Linked DNA regions of Mus musculus: region 1 is linked to region 2. The links are chromatin loops, found by intact Hi-C in ENCODE. Cell type or tissue: gastrocnemius. All regions are shown on one strand. Each heading gives the region's core, and the rest is flanking DNA. Links, peaks and the distances in the headings are about the cores only. Region 1 has its middle 13 kb from the start of Gm32915. Region 2 has its middle 23 kb from the start of Gm33078.

Region 1 (8,328 bases), core at 22-8,021, 120 kb after region 2:
GTCCCCACACACATGTGCACACAACACAACAAATGAACACATGTACTTAAATTTTATTTTAAGAATTACTTTAAGTTTTCAAAAAAAATTATGTTATGTATATGAGTGTTTTGCCTGCATGTATGTCTGTGTACCACATGCATGCCTGGTGCCCAAGGAAGCCAGAAAATGGTGTCAGACCTCAAGGTATCAGAGTTACAGATAGTCATGGGCCACCATCTGGGTTTTGGGAGTCGAACACAGGAACTTGAAAGCAACCAGTGTTTTTAACCACTGGGCTGTCTCTCTAGCTCTTAAATTTCTATTTTAAAAAAGACTTAAGAAGGCTGGTTCTGGGCTAGAGAGATGGCTCTGTGGTTAAGAGCACTGACTGCTTTTTCAGAGGTCCTGAGTTCAAATCCCAGAAACCACAAGGTGGCTCACAACCATCCATAATGAGATCTGATGCCCTCTTCTGGGGTGTCTGAAGATAGCTACAGTGTACTTACATATAATAATAAATAAATATTTTTTTAAAAAAAGGCTGGTTCTTTAACCCAAAAATAAGTAAATTGAGAGAGGGACAGAGACTGAGAGAGAGGCTTGTGCTAGAGAGAGAGAGACAGAGAGACACAGAGAGAGAGAGGCTTGTGCTAGAGAGACAGCCCAGTGATTAAGAACACTTGTTGCTCTTGTAGAGAACCTGTGCACAGCTCCCAGAACTTACATAGTTCACACTGTGCATAATTCCAGTTCCAGGGATCTGGTGTCATCTTCTGGCCTTCTGGGGCACCGGGCACACATGCACCCAAACCATTTATACACATACAGATACAAATAGTCAATCAGCAACACAGACTTGGCAACAGTGATCATGACAATAAGCCACCACTTTTTGTTCTTTTTTTCAGATTTATTTATTTTGGTTTTTTGAGACAGGGTTTCTCTGTAAAGTCCTGGCTATCCTGGAACTTACTCTGTAGATCAGGCTGGCTTTGAACTCAGAGATCTGCCTGCCTCTGCCTCCCAAGTGCTGGGACTAAAAGTGGTGCCACCACTGCCTGGCTATTTATTTATTTTATGTATATGAGTGCACTGCCACTGTCTTTTCACCAGAAGAGGGCGTCAGATCTCATTACAGACTGTTGTGAGCTACCAAGTGGTTGCTGGGACTTGAACTCAGGACCTCTGGAAGAGCAGTCAGTGCTCTTAACCGCTGAGCCATCTCTCCAGCCCCAAGCCACCACTTTAAAACAAAACAAAACCCTGAGTGTTTACTGTAATTGATTGACTGTGATTGGACCTCTTAAGTAGTCCAGGCTAGCCTTGAACTCTCTGTGTATGAGAGGGTAACTTTGATTTTTTTATCTTACTTCCACCCCTTAGGTGCTAGGAACAGGTGTGTCATCGCAGTTTATGAAGTGCTAAGAACTGAGCTCAGGGCTTCATGTATGCTAGGTAGCGATCTACCAATCAAGCTTGCTCTCCAGCTCCCGAGTGTGTTTCAGATAGTGTTGTTTAAACTACCCGGACTTGCCTGCTTCTTTATAGAGTCAGGAGTTCAGTTTTTTGTTTTGTTTGTTTGTTCGCTTATTTATTTTCTGAGACTATGTCTCACTATGTAACCTTGGATGATCTGGAACTCACTATGTAGACCAGGATGGCCTTGAACTCACACAGATCCCTTGCCCCTGCCTCATGGGTGCTGGTATTAAAGGTATATTTCACCAAGCAGGGCCAAGGATTTGACTGTCTATTCAATGGTGTAACCCTTTTTTTTTTTCCAAAGATTTATTTATTTATTATATGTGTGTACACTGTAACTGTCCTCAGATACTCCAGAAGAGGGCATCAGATTTCGTTACGGATGGTTGTGAGCCACCATGTGGTTGCTGGGATTTGAACTTGGGACCTTCGGAAGGCCAGTCGGTGCTCTTAATCAGTGAGCCATCTCTGAGCCATCTCGCCAGCCCCTCAATCGTGTAACTCTTAAGCTGAAGAGCTAAGGTTCAGACTCAGACAGCCTGGCTCTCCAGTCTGCAGTGAGAGCCACCTGAGTTCTAGGGTGAGGCCGGAATGGGGGAGTGAGCTGGTGTGACATTTCCTGAGCCTTGTAAGTCAGGAGCGCTCCAGTCAATCATCTTGTAGCTTGCCCTTTAACATCTCAGATAGGCTGACCAGAGCCAAGTATGGTGGCACATGCCTTTAACCCCTGGACTATAGGTAGATCTTTTGTGAGTTCAAGGCCAGTCTGGTCTACAGAGTTCCAGGACAGCCAAAGCCACACATAGGGAAACCCTGTCTCAAAAAGCCAGGGGTGGTGGTGGTGGGGAGAAAAGAAAAACTTTAAACTGGGTGTGGTAGTATCCCAGCACTTGGAGGCAGAGGCAGGTGGATCACTGTGAGTTCAGGGCCAGTTTGGTCTACAAATTGAGTTCCAAAAGAAGGGGGGGGGGGAGTGAAGGTGGGAAGTTTGTCATATCTGTCTTCATTTCAGGCTTCAGGCTAAAATGGGTGCAAATCAGTGTTTTGAAGCTGAATATCACATACTGAGGTCAGGAGAGAGACCCGCTTGAATTCCACAGAATATATTCACAACCACTTTGAGCGCCTTGGATGAGTTGTGTGTTGAGGGGCTGGTGTCTTAACCTCTCTGAGTAAGAGTTGTCTTTTCATGAAAGGGGAGACTAGCTCCTGGAGATGGGGGCAAAGATGGAAAACTGCCCGGCCTTGAGACGAGGTGGTCGATGGACCACAGCCATTCATATGGCTGCTGTGGTGGCTGGGATGAGCACCTTGGCCTGCTCAGAATTCCTAGGGCATGGCAGAGCAGGGCTAGTGTTAGGCCAGTCACAGGTCTGAGATGGTGGTGGTGGCATGTTTATGTGTGTGCTTGTAGGGTAGAAGCCTAGGCTGTGTGGCTCTGATCACTGGCCAGCTGCAAATCAAGGGCACGGGACCAGAACTCTTACTTGGTTTCTGCTTGTCTAGGACCTGCCTGCATGAGTTAACAGCCAAAGCCTTGTGGCCCAGGCTGCCGCCAACCAAGGAGAGGGCGCCCCCTGGTGGCCAGACTGCCTCTTCTGCGCTGTGAGTGCAAAAAAAGTCCCTCAAAATCTAAAAGCCTCTCTTGATAAGTAGCACAGATGGGAACCTAGGAGATTTTGGGCACCGAGAAGAGACCCAGCAGGCTTATCCAATCGGAAGTTCTGGGCCTGATGCCAATTCCCGAGATAACACAGGGTCTGCAGTCTAAGATCACTTAGGCTTTCTGACCCGAGGACACGCGGAGACATTTATCTGGGCCCCCTTGCTTTGCAAAGTCCAAAATACTAGGGCATACTTTCTATGAACAGAGGCCATGGAAAGCCTGGCAGTCCCACAGAAATCGATCTGCTGTACTGGGCTGATGGAGGGCAAAGTGGGTTTTCCATAAGACTAACGATCTTACACTTCTTTCATCTCTCTGACACTATCAACTTTCCTGTTCTCTGTGTGCTGAGGGTTGCATGCAAGAGGCTCACCGTAAGCTCCCAGGAAAGGACTTGAACTCTTGGTGAGTCTCTGTGACTGTCAGCATATACCTCAGGCTTCTACCATTCTCTCTACCTCCTGGAAGGTTATCTAACAGGCAGCTGTCCTCACTATCACTCCATGTCCAGCTTTGGAAATATTCCTAGGCAGAAATGTAGATGTGATATCAGCAGCTGGAGAGGAAACAAAACCACTCAGCTGGAGATGGCTGCCAAGAAACTGTTCACGTTGATTTCAACCAAGTCCAACTTCATGTCATTTAGACAAATCCCTGGAGGGATTTGGGTCGTGTCATCATGGTCTCCCTCAGTCCTCACTCTGGGGTGTCCTAGGTAATTGCACACTGATGTGGTCAAGAGGGAAGAATTTCTCTCTGTGGCGATGTAAGCAACGTCCACCCTTCCTCCTAGAACCCAAAGACTAACTAAAGCGTGACTTCACCAATCCAGTCTGCGGACCCAGGATTTTGCTATGCTTCCTCATAGACCACAGTTAAGAGGCTGCACAGGTGCACTGGAAGGTCTTCACCCACTAGGGCTGATGGTTTCCCCCTAGTTGCAATTGATGGAGCCCCTCTTTAGTTCGGCTCTCCCAGACTACAAACCCTAGCTTTTCCCGAGTCCCTTTAGTCCAAGTGCCATTTGGGTAGAATTGCACACAAATGGCTGGGGGGAGCAGCTGGAACCTCAGGTGAGGGTCTAATGACCCTGGCCATGTCAACAGTCACCAGGCTCTGCTGATCCACGATAGTCCCTTACACGTAGGCACGGTCTGTTGGAGATGGTGGCTGTTCTGCTCCAAGGCCTGCCCAGTATCAGCTGTCAAGGCCTGTAAGGTGCTTCGCATCCAACCCGGCACACAGTGACTCATGGCCAATACATTACCAGTTGATGACTTCTGCTTTCCTCTTCCCCACTGCCACGGGTTCCACAGCACGTGATGAAAACCTACCTGGGTGATGGCCCTTTATAAGGCACAAGTGTTGCCCAGATTTAAGTCTGCATTGTTGCCCAGCAGTGGTGGTGCAGGGCTTTAATCCCAGCACTGGGGAGGCAGAGGCAGGGGTAATCACTGAATTCGAGGCCAGCCTGTTCTAGGACAGCTTGATCTACACAGAGAGTTCTAGGATAGCCAGGGATACACAGAGAGACCTTTTCTCAAAAAACCACCAAACAAAAATAACAAGCAGTGGTCTGGAGAGACAGTAAACAGGCCTTGACTGCTCTTCTAGAGGGCCAGGGTTTGGTTCCTAGCACCCATGTTGGGTGGCTTACAGAGTCACCTATAACTCCAGTTCCAGGGCATCTGGCGCCCTCTTCTGGCTTCCCTGCGTGTGCACACAGGTAGCATAATGTATATATAACATACATATAAATGTACATAATGTACATATATGTACTTATACAATTTAAAAAGTGGCTTTGGAGGTTGGGAATGAGGTCTAGTCGGTAATGTGCTTGCCTAGAAGGCATGGGGCTATGACTCCCATCAAACGGGAAGTGGTGGTGCATGCCCATAGTCCCAGCGCTTGGGAGGTACAGGCAGGGAAATTAGAAGTTCAAGCTCATTTTCTACCATTTCTGGGTCTCCACCTCTCTGGGGGTCCACTGATCCTTTCACAGGGGTTGCCTAAGACCATTGAGCATATCAGATATTTACACCATGATCATAACGGTAGCAAAAATTGCAGTTATGAAGTAAAATAATTGTATGGTGTGGGGAGGGGTCACCGCAGCATGAGGAACTGTATTAAAGGGTTGCAGCATTAGGAAGGTTGAGAGCCATTGGTCAAATGTTAATTAGGGCACACATAACTGATGACCGTTATACTGTTTAGACAACACCCAGAAAGCACCAGGAAGCAGCCTACTCCCAAACCCACCAACCAGGGCTCTCCCAGCTGGCACAGTGTTGGTGACCAGCCCTGGCTGTCTCTCCACGTGGTGTCCAGGGGAAGAAGCAGCAGGTGACAGCCATTTAATAAACCCATACTGACCTGCAGCAGCAAGACTCTTTAGCAGAAGTGTGCTCCTGCACTGTCCCTCTCGCCAACCTCAGATGGCTTCATTAACCCCATTAAACCCTGCAGGGATCAGTAGTCCTTTTCCTATTAATACACTTGGGCCCTGGGAAGCTAAAACCTGGCCGGAAGGTTGAGTGTACCTTGTTAACCTCCATTAGACCCCATTAAATTCCCTAACTAGAGTTGTAGTGACCTCTCAGAATCCCTCATTAAAACTGAACAAATCCCATGGAGGAGGACACGGTTGACCTACAGCAGTGTGGCTTCAAAGCACAGCACTTCAGGTTCTTCGCTGTGAGTGTAACAAGTGTTCCTGGAGCCAAACGAATCTTGGGTCCACTCCCGAGGTAGTTCTAACACCTCATTGTCTTTTGGGGATGAGAGGGTGGGTGAATGCCACACGGCGCTGAGTGTATCTACATCCCTATAAATGGGAGACTCTGCTCACAGGACTATCGTGAGATGAGCTAAGTGAATGTCTGTGAGATGCTGTGTGCTGTACAGTGTGCCTGACAGTTCATAGGAAGAGCCTTGTAATCTAAACAAGTCCTAGGTTTAAAGACACACATACACCTTTGTTTCCTTCCTTCTTTCCCTTCCTTCCTTTCCTTCCCTTCCTTTCTTTCTCCTCCACTTCCTCCCTCCCTCCCTCCCTCCCTTCCTTCCCTTCCTTCCTCCCTCCCTCCCTCCCTCCGTTCCTTCCTTCCTTCCTTCCTCTCCTCTCCCTTCTCCCTCCCTCCCTCCCTCCCTCCCTCCCTCCCTTCCTTCCCCTCCTCTCCCTTCTTCCTTCCTTCCCCTCCTCTTCCTTCCCTCCCTCCCTCCCTCCCTTCCCTCCCTCCTTCCCTCCCTCCCTTCCTTCCCCAGTTCCTTATTTTTCTCTTTCACTCTCCTGATTTCCTCCAATTTGCTCTGTACCAAGAATGGCATTGAATGAACGACTGACCTGCTACTCGGTCTCCCAAGTGCTGGGATCACAAGTATGCCCTCCCACCTCTGGCTGGCCTTCTCATTCTGAGACTGCATGGATGGTGACAAGAGAGGATTGGACTTTGAAAACTTCCATCAGTTGAGCTGGGTATGCTGGAGCGATGACTTCACACCCGTGGCCAGACAGGTCATGGACCCTAAGGGAGAACCTGATTCTATTACTCTTCTAAATGGACATAGTATTAATCCAGACTCATAAGGATGTGCCCTCACACCCACGGATCAGATCAGATCGGAGCATCACTCAGCCCCTCCACAAAGAGGCTTCTCCCTTTAAGTAGATGGCAATTAACACAAAATCCCAGCAAGGGTGGGGGCGTGGGGGAGGTGAGTTGAGGAGGTCTTTGATAGCTGCTGAGAGAGGGAGAGTAGGTTTTAGTGAAGTGACTGATTGGTAGGTGAACTTCAAGCCAGGGCAGGCCCCACCCCCAAGGGGCAACGCAAACTGGACTTGCTAGAGAAAGAAAGAAAGAAAGAAAGAAAGAAAGAAAGAAAGAAAGAAAGAAAGAAAGAAAGAAAGAAAGAAAGAAAGAAAGAAAGAAAGAAGACAAAATCTCAAGGCTGGGTGGGAAGGGATGGGAAAATGGTAAGAGTGGATATGAGGGTTGGAGCAGGGATGGATATGTTCAAGATACATTGTATAGGGCTCCTGAAGAATAAATAAAAACATTGTTAACCTTTATTTTAAAAATAACATTGTTAGTTACTCAGGGCACTCCATAATCCCAGCACTAAGAGGATAAGACAAGGTAAGAGGGTTAAGAGTCCAACCTGGGCTACATAATGAGACCTTACCTCAAAAAAAAAAAAAAAAGCCAAAAAGAAAAGCCACAGCCAGGTGTCACATCTCCATAATCCCAACACTCAGGAGGCAGAGGCAGGAGGGTCATGTGTTCAAGGCTGGCCTGGATATAGCCAGACTGCAGTAAAAAAACAAACAGGACCCCAGACAACAAAAGAAACCTATCATATACCTTCTTTGGCCTTCTGAAGACAGCTGGGTGGGCGAAGGCACAGCAAGCTGAGCCTGCTCCCCCAGTGCTGTAAGGCCATGGGGGTCTCAGGAACCTGCAGGCTCAAAGCTCAGTCACAGAGCCCAGGCTTCTCCAACTGTGGGATGTCTGTGTGTGTGACTAATCTGGGGACTGGGAAGAGCAAATGTCAGTGCAGGAGGAGACGCAGCAGCCCCTGAGCTGGTGAAGCAAAATCTTCATACTTTGGCATTGGGAGTTACAGAAGAGTCTGGATCTCCGTTTCTCTTATCACAAGGTCTCTTCAGGCCGGGCGTGGTGGTGCACGCCTTTAAACCCAGCACTTGGGAGGCAGAGGTAGGCGGATTTCTGAGTTCGAGGCCAGCCTGGTCTACAGAGTGAGTTCCAGGACAGCCAGGGCTACACAGAGAGACCCTGTCTCAGAAAACAAACAAACAAACAAACAAACAAAAAAAAACCAAAAAACCCCAACCCAAACCAAGATCTCTTCAGTCTGTCCCCACAGGGCAGGGACAGAGGGTAATGGGAAGGGCCTGGACAGTCCTTTGAAGACTTCCCCCTCTGGGGATTCTAATGGTAGTATTTCATCTGACTCCAGTCTTCTAGGCAGCCATCAATGACTAAGGGGCTGGGTACCTACTGCCTCTCTCCAGCTGAGGGAGCCAGGACTGGGACTTGGGTCCACTCCACTGTGACCCAAATGGCTCGGGGCCTGTACTGAAATGAAAGGTTGTCACGGAAGCCAGTCACACAGTACTGGGGCCCAGAAGCAGCTAGGTTCCGAGCAGGAATTCAAAGGGAGCCATGAAGTAG
Region 2 (8,328 bases), core at 290-8,289:
ATTTCCTTCTGGCTACCTTTGGATCAGGATGTAGGACTCTCAGCTTCTTCAGCACCATGGTGGCCTCCTGCATGCTGCCATGCTTCCTGCCATGATAATGGACTTGAACCTCTGAAACTGTAAGCCAGGCCCAATAAAATGTTTTCCTTTATAAGAGTTGCCTTGGCCATGGTGTCTCTTCACAGCAGTGAAACCCCAACTAAGAGATTTTTTTTATTGACCTTATGCTCTACTTAGGCTTCTCCTGGGTTGGAGAAGCCCATCACCGAGGGAGGTGGTCGCTTTTCTTAGCCACCAATTCAAACATTAGTCTCACCTCAGAGACTCAGCAGAAATGATGTCTAACTAAGTTCCTGGTCACCAGGAGGCTGCCAGGCCTACTACACATACTCCATCCACACAATGCAGTTGGGCCTTGTGGGAAAGAAGAAAGCTTCGTCATCTCTTGTCTACATGCTAGACTAGGCCTTCTTTACCAGGAAGGAAAAATACCGTCCATTTTGAAAAACCTTTCAGCCTCCAGTGAACACTGCAAGTCTCTCTGGAACCCATAGAACTCTTGTTCTAATATTCTCACTGGAGTCCTGTTAGCCTCTGGAAGCTGGGGTGCCTGCCTGAGTCAGGCCACAGGAGTTGGGGTCCCTCCCAACCACCTCCTGACATTTATGAGGTGCTACTGAAGGGAGCAGACCCAAACCCTGAAGGAATGTTAATTGGCTAAAGCTGTCGCTCATGCCCAGGTGTCATCAGAGCCAGTGACACTGGTTTTTCATTCGTTGACTCTACAGGAGCCTGGGCTGGCTGAGTGGGCCAGAGATGGGGAGGTGTAATGGATGGGACAGGGATTTCACAGGTGGGCAGGTAGCACCCTCCTCTCAGGGCTGAGCTGAGGAGAATCTGGACAGGGGATAATGCACAGACGTCATGAGCAAGGTTAGGCGTGGGTTATGTTTATCGAAGGGCACACACCTTTCTGGGCTGTTCTGAGAGAAAAGGGAGACACCAGGCTTACTCAGGATTTGGGATGAAGTGATCTCAGAAAAGGTGGGGACCAGGTCAAGTCTGAAGACATGTTAGGGGTTAGCTGTGTCTGGCCAGGCCCTTTCAGAGAGTCTGTCTTGACACTTATGCAAAGAAGCCAGACCAGGGGCCAGCAGAGAGCACAGGATCCCCAGGGTAGCAGAATCTAGCTTGAGGCCGGTGGGGTTCTTGGGGCAAGCTCTGCCTGAAACACTGGAGTCTGAGAGAGTGCGCTCTGAGACCTGAGGGAGGGGCATGGGGATGGAGAGGTAGGAGAGAGAGCCGTTAGGGAAGTGGGAGGTGTGTGGGGTCCTCTCACCCGCTGAGAACAGGATTACACACTGAAACCAGAACTCACTCAGGTGTTGTGCAGCACACCACTCAACTTGGGAGCAACTTGGGAGGCAGAGGCAGGTGCATGGCTCTGAGTTCTAGGCCAGTGAAATCCTGTCTTAAAAAAAAAAAATGAGGGCTGGCGAGATGGCTCAGCGGTTAAGACTGCTCTTCCGAAGGTCTTGAGTTCAAATATCAGAAGCCACATGGTGGCTCACCACCATCCGTAATGAGATCTGATGTTCTTTTCTGGTGTGTCTGAAGATACCTACAGTGTACTTACATATAACAATAAATAAATCTTAAAAAAAAAAAAAACAAAACCCCCAAAACAAAATGAAAAACAAAGAAACTCAGTTGGTAGAGTGCTTGCCCAGGACGAACGAAACCCTGGATGAGATGCCCAGCTCCAGAGAGAGGTAGCTCGATGATCCACACCCGTGATCTGAGCAATCTGAGCAGTGAGGCGGTACAGACAGGAGCATCTGAAGTTCAAGTCATTCTTGGCTACATTCCCGGCTAGCCTTGGATACCTGAGACCTCTCTGTCTCTCTCTGTCTCTGTGCCTCTCTGTATCTCTGTCTCTCTCTCATTTTATTTAATGTACATGACTACACTGTAGCTGTCTTCAGACACACCAGAAGAGGGCATCGGATACCATTACAGATGGTTGTGAGCCACCATCACCAGGTGGTTGCTGGGAATTGAACTCATGATGTCTGGAAGAGCAGTCAGTGCTCTTAACCTCTGAGCCATCTCTCCAGCCCCGAGACCTCTTAAAAAAAAAAAACCCAAAAAACAAAAAACAACAACAAAAAAAACCCTTACTTCAAACTCTCTAGATCAGAAAAACATTCTCAAAGCACCATCGGTCTTCCATGTGTGGGCATTTTGCTTGTGTGTATGTCTATGCAGCGCATGAGTACTTAGTGTCCAAGGAGGCCACAGAGGGGATCAGCTCCCATGGAACTAGAGTTACAGATGATGTAAGTTACCATGTGGGTGCTGGGAACCAAACCCAAGTCCCCTGGAAAAGCAGCCAGTGATTTTAACTGCTGAGCCATCTCTTGGCTCTAACCACTGAGCCACCTTGCTGTTTGTTTGGAACAGAGGTTTGCTACGTATCACCAATGAGTCTTGAGCACAAGATGCAGCCTTGGATGGACTCGAACTCGAGGCCATCCTACTACAACTTCCTTGAGCTTACAGGCATGCGCCATCACACGTAGGTAAGAACTGAATTCCCAGCAGTCTTCCCTCTGACGGGGGGCGTGGCTTTAAGCAAATAACTTTCCCTCTCGGTGCTTCACCTGTGGCTTACGGTAACCAGGATAGACCAGGGTCCCTGATAGCCCCTCAGCTCTCTTACGTTCAGTACAAACATCCTCAAAATGCTCATGGAGGAGACTTACGGTGAGAATTTCTCTGGTCCCTTCCCTGAGCACTTTCAGGTCCCAGATTGCCTGGCTCACATAGTCCCTTATTGCTTGCTGTCTTCTCAGGGGCATTAAGTACTGTTATTTGAAGTACACACTTCAAAGAGGGAGACCCAGAGAGGTCAAGACACTGTGCTAGGAGTCACACCGTGGAGGGTGGCAGAGTGTGGGATCTTAGGTAGACATCCATTTGAACTGGCTGCCTAGTTGAGGAGGACTGTGGGTGAACAGAGAGGGGACCCCGAGAGTGTACAGAAAGGAAGGTGAGTGTTAGTTAGAAGAAACTCACAGTCAAAAAAAAATTAATCAAATTTTTGCTCCAGAGGGCTGGGGGTGTGGCTCAGTGGGTTAAGGTGTTTGCTAAGCATGCAGGAAACTCTAGGTCCTGTCCCCAGGACTACATACGCTCGTCTCCTATGAGTGAGGCTCAAGGTTCGATCCTCACAATAATGATGATGACAACAACAGTAAGAAAATAAAAGGTAGAGATCATCTTTGAACAGAGTGAATTTGAGGTCAGCCTGGGATGCGTTAGACCTGGAATCAAACTTGCAAGCGAGCAAGCAACCAGCAATCTTAAAATCCAAGTGCTAGCTTATCCACCTGGTTGTCTCTGTGCACCTCTTCACAGTGACCATAGAACACAGCAAGGGGGTTGGAGAGATGGCTCAGCAGTTAAGAGCACTGACTGCTCTTCCGAAGACCCTGAGTTCAAATCCCAGCAACCACATGGTGGCTCACAACCATCCGTAACGAGATCTGGCGCCCTCTTCTGGAGTGTCTGAAGACAGCTACAGTGTACTTATATATAATAAATAAATAAATAAATCTAAAAAAAAAAAAAAGGAACACAGCAAGGGATGGAAGCAGGTGAGTTTACAGTTATTAGAGTACTCCCGTGCATCTGGAGAAAGCTGTCATGAGGAACACGCCCACCTGAGTGCGCATGGCTGACCTCAGTGTCCCAGTTCCCCCAGTTATGTAGTGCTGTGAGTGGCAGAAAGGGTAGCTCTGAGCCTGCAGGCAGGCACCTGTGCCAGCCAGCACAGGTGAGAGCTGAGTGCTGCCAGGTTTATCAGTTCAGTAATTGAGGGGTCACCAGACAGCTCAGTGGGTAGGGGCGATTGCCGCCAAGCCTGGTTGGTGATCTGAGCTCGATTCCCGGGATCTACATGATGCAAGGAGAGAATCAACTCCTTCAAGCTGTCCATATGTGTGCCGGGAGGTATGTGTCCACACACATATTATGCACACACCAAACAAATAAACAAACAAACACAACAAACAAACAAAGCCTCACCCCAAACCAGAACAGTAGTAGCTCAGGGGACCTTGTCCTTTCTCCAGGCGTTGCCGCAGGAAGATGGAGAAACAATAAACAGAGAGAGAGAAGGAAATGTCAATCTAGGTTCAGAGGTGCAGGAGTGTGCATACCTGAGTGCGTCTGTGTGGGGGTGTGATACAGCTGTCTCCACCTTCTGAGCTCCTAGGGCATCTGGCATGGGGAAGATGAGATTGAGCATCGAGCCCATCCTGACTCGGAATACAGAGTCCTGGGCCCATGGCGGACTACTCACATTTGGGAACAGGGTGTAGCCCGCTCTCTGCAGGACACTTTTCCACGGTGGCAGCAGCCTGACTTAGCCAAGGTCCCTCTTGATGGATGGCACGGGTCTCCTGCCCGGGGATGTCCTGAAAGCCCAGCAGGATGCAGACTCCAGGGCTGAGCGAGACTTTGGTGGCTTCCTGTACCTTGTGGAGGAACCTCGGGCTGGAGTCCCGCAGATGATGGCCGACCTGGTGTCATTCCACACCCAGCCAGCAGGTGGCGATAAAGACCAGGGTTAGACAGGCCAGGGTTTGGAATCTGAGGAAATGAAGAGTTTTCTGCCTCTGTTCCTCATGCCCTCAGCTTCTACCAGAGGGGACACTTAAATAGTCCCTTCGGCCTCCAGGACAACCTTGGGGCTCATCCTGGCTCCTCTGAATACCCGTCTTCTCTCCCAGTGGGTACTGGCTCAGTATTCTCCCTATTGGTACCCTGAGCCCAGCCTGGAACCCAGGCTAACTGGACACTTGTACTGCCCTCATCCTTGAACTCCACGGATCATCATGGAGTCCCATCCTGAGTTCCACCCTAGCCTTGGGTGTAATGATCTCCGCTCATGGTAAAGTGGTAAAGGCAGATAGAAAAGCCAACCAGGGTTCAGGTGATGAGCGATGACTTTAATCCCAGAACTTGGGAGGCAGAAGCATGAGGATCTCTGTGAGTCTGAGACCAGCCTGGTCTACAGAGCGAGTTCCAAGACAGCAAAGGCTAGACAGAGGGAATCTGTCTTGAAAAACAAAACAAAGCAAAAAACAAGAAGAGGAGGAAGAGGAAGAAGAGAAAGGAGGAGGAGGAGGAAGAGGACAAAGAAGAAGAAAAGAAGGAGAAAGAGGAGGAGGAGGAGGAGAAGAAGGAGAAGAAGGAGAAGGAGAAGAAGAAGAAGAAGAAGAAGAAGAAGAAGAAGAAGAAGAAGAAGAAGAAGAAGAAGAAGAAGAAGAAGAAGAAGAAGAAAGCTAAACCTAACAGGGGAAATAGGGTGATTGTGACAGAAGGGAGTGGAGGGGACTGCAGGGGTGTGTGTGTGTGTGTGTGTGTGTGTGTGTGTGTGTGTGTGTGTGTGTGTGTGTGTGTGAAGCTAAAGAAGATTCAGCATAGGACATCTTAGAAGGCCTGGAAAGAAGGGCTTAGATTTAGGAGGAGCCAAGTCAGAGAACAAGAGTGGAGGGGAGAACGTTAAGAGGGAGGGGGAGGGTCACCCGAGTGGCAGGACCTGTCAGAGAGGCCTGGGGCAGGCAGGGTCTGGATTCTATTCCCCGATCAGGGGAAGCCCCTGCAGGGCTCTAAGTGGAGACTGAGAGGCTCCCGTTGGCTCCAGTCTGTAGTTGAGCCCCCATCCTGGCCCCCCTTCTACAGCTAAGACCATGGGGCTTGACTGGTAGCCAGGGCTGCTGACCCTGGCCCCAGGTCTGCAAGGTTAATCCTGGGCCTGGAGCTCAGGCGATTAGCAGGGGGCCACTCCTTGCTGATAAGCTCCCCGCCAGCAGAGGGCTGGGGGAGGAGATGAGTGGAAGGGGAGAGAGTGGAAGAAGGTGAGAGTGAAAGAATTCAAGCCTTCCAGGGCACCCCTGGGGGCCCACACCCTCGTGAGGTGGCAGTGGCTTCCTATGTAACAGCTTGGCAATTTTACACTTCCTCTTGCTGTGTGGATTTTGTTTGTTTGTTTGTTTTTTGTTTTGTTTTTCGAGACAGGGTTTCTCTGTATAGCCCTGGCTGTCCTGGAACTCACTTTGTAGACCAGGCTGGCCTCGAACTCAGAAACCACCTGCCTCTGCCTCCCGAATGCTGGGATTAAAGGCATGCACCATTCATGCCCGGTGCTGTGTGGATTTTTATGGATCCATATTTAAGAAAGAAGGCGGGGATCAGGGGGAGGGAGGGAGGGTTCCAGAAGGAGCTCTGGTCAGGCCAGGGACTAAGGCTTTATCACCTGTCTGCTAAGCTTTGACCTTGATCTTCTACCTAAGAGAAACCCCAGGGCAGTCAAGGCTCCCAGAATGTGAGCAGAGGTCTCAATGCTGTTTTGAGTTGAGGTTTTTATTCCTGCCTCAGGTTCCTCATCCTCTTAGCTTTTCTTCATACCTGGTTTGGGCCTCAGGCCAGGGGCAGGAGAAGCCACGGGAGCCTTTGGATGTTGGCAGCAAGGGGAAACCATTGAGGAGGAAGGGCCCCTTGTGGGGTAGACTCACTACAAGGCCAGGCTCCTGGTGTCAGGGTACCATCTGTATACGACATCGTGGGGCCTTAGGATCTGGCTGAGTATAGAATTTCCCCAGAACTTGTTCAAATGCAGAGCTGGGACCTCACTTCAGAAGCATAGACCCTTTATGGCCCTAGATCCCAGGCGCCTTGGCAGTCAACACATTGACCAGGTTTCTCAGAACAACTGGGATCTGGGGCTCCCTTCTTCCTACCACAAAAGACTGTATGTTTGAGGACCTGGAGTAGCAGGTGGGAGGGATTTGGTACCCATGGTTACAGCACATGGCAGGCACTGGGAAGCATGGAACAAGGCCCGGGCTTGGGAACAGATATGGTTCCTTCTTGAGTCTGGCTAGAATCTAGCATTAGAGTGGGGCTCTTGGGTCTCCTTGTCTCCCTTCCAGCAACGAGGACTGGGGCATTCTAGCCAGGGTCTCGTTCTGCCGAATGGTCTCTGGCCACCTGGACTTTGAACATGGGCCTACCCTTCCAGGCTTACGGAGACACTGTCAACTGATTTGTCTGCCTTCATTTCACAAAGAGGCATTGTTGAAGCTCCTGCTATACTCTTCCTTGAAGAGGGTCCGTGCAGTGGGGCAGAGAGGAGTGTTTCAATCTACTCCTTCTCTGTGCCTCCTACATGGCCTACTGGCCTGGGAGGCTACCTCAGCACAGAGGGTCTCCAAGTTGGAGAGCATTAGGGTGGACTGGCTAAAATGCAGACTACCTCAAGCTACCCCCACAGATACTATTTGCCTGTGTACTTTCCCTCCTGCCCTCCTTTCTTCCCTCCCTCCTTCTCTTCCTTCCATAATTTCCACAGAATTTCACTCTCTAGCTCTAGCAGGCCTGGAGTTCAAAGGCTTTCCCCTGCTTCTGTCTCCCAGGTGCTGGTATTAAAGCCATGTACCATGGTTCCCGTGCATTTTCTGTTTAGTTTTGGAGACAGGTTCTCCTGCAGCCCAGCTTGGCCTTGAACTTCTGATTCTCCTGCCTTCACCTCTCAAGCCCTGAGATTACTGGCAGGAACCACTATGCTTGGCTGGTACTGCACTTTGGGTATATGCCCAGGCTGTCTGCAGCAGGCAGTCTTAGCATGCCATGCTAAGATGTATTTAACACAAATTTCCAAGCAGGAGAGACATTGAGAGCATCTGGTGGCCTAACAATGACTGTTTTGTTTGTTTGTTTGTTTGTTTGTTTGTTTGTTTGTTTTTGGAAAGACATGCAGTTCTCTCTTTCGTAGAAAGCTTTGAAGTTTCAGCGCCAGTCAGTGCTGGTGCGCGCCTTTAATCCCAACACTCAGGAGGTAGAGACAGGTGGATCTCTGGGTTCCAGGCCAGCCTGGTCTATAGATGGAGGGATAGCTAGGACTACACACACACACACACACACACACACACACACACACACACACACACACACACACACACACACTGTCTTAAAAACCAAAAAGAAAAAAGAAACAAAGGAAAAAGAAAAAGAAAGGAATAGGAACATGATAGAAGGAAAGAAAAGATTTTGAAGTTCTAGAGAGCCTCTGGGAGCACAGCTCAGCAGTAAAGTTGGCCTAGCATGCATGAAGCCTTGAGTCTGATCCACAGCACCACGGGAACACCTGTTACCCCAACGCCCCAGTGGATATAGAAGGGTCAGGAATCCAAGCTCAGCAAGAGGGCTGGAGAGATGGCTCAGTGGTTAAGAGCACTGAGTGCTCTTCCAGAGGTCCTG

What was found. Peaks named below come from ENCODE experiments on the same cell type or tissue, not always from the same donor. Only the 100,000 strongest peaks of a DNase experiment are listed, where the experiment ranks them.
Region 1: a loop joins it to region 2, with 11 times the contacts of the local background. A loop is called at or near these places in 33 of 42 quality-filtered maps.

The regions. Positions count from the first base shown.
Region 1 is chr11:57,814,879-57,823,206 of GRCm38, reverse strand. No RefSeq gene overlaps it. Among named protein-coding and RNA genes, the nearest start is that of Gm32915, 13 kb to the left of the region's middle. In gastrocnemius, for the core only: a CTCF peak has its summit at 4,851 (motif pointing left); a DNase peak (open chromatin) is centred at 3,045.
Region 2 is chr11:57,930,752-57,939,079 of GRCm38, reverse strand. No RefSeq gene overlaps it. Among named protein-coding and RNA genes, the nearest start is that of Gm33078, 23 kb to the right of the region's middle. RefSeq lists an enhancer at 7,744-8,328. In gastrocnemius, for the core only: CTCF peaks have their summits at 3,583 (motif pointing left) and 4,612 (motif pointing right); DNase peaks (open chromatin) are centred at 3,857, 4,603, 6,571 and 7,633; H3K4me3 peaks cover 284 bases.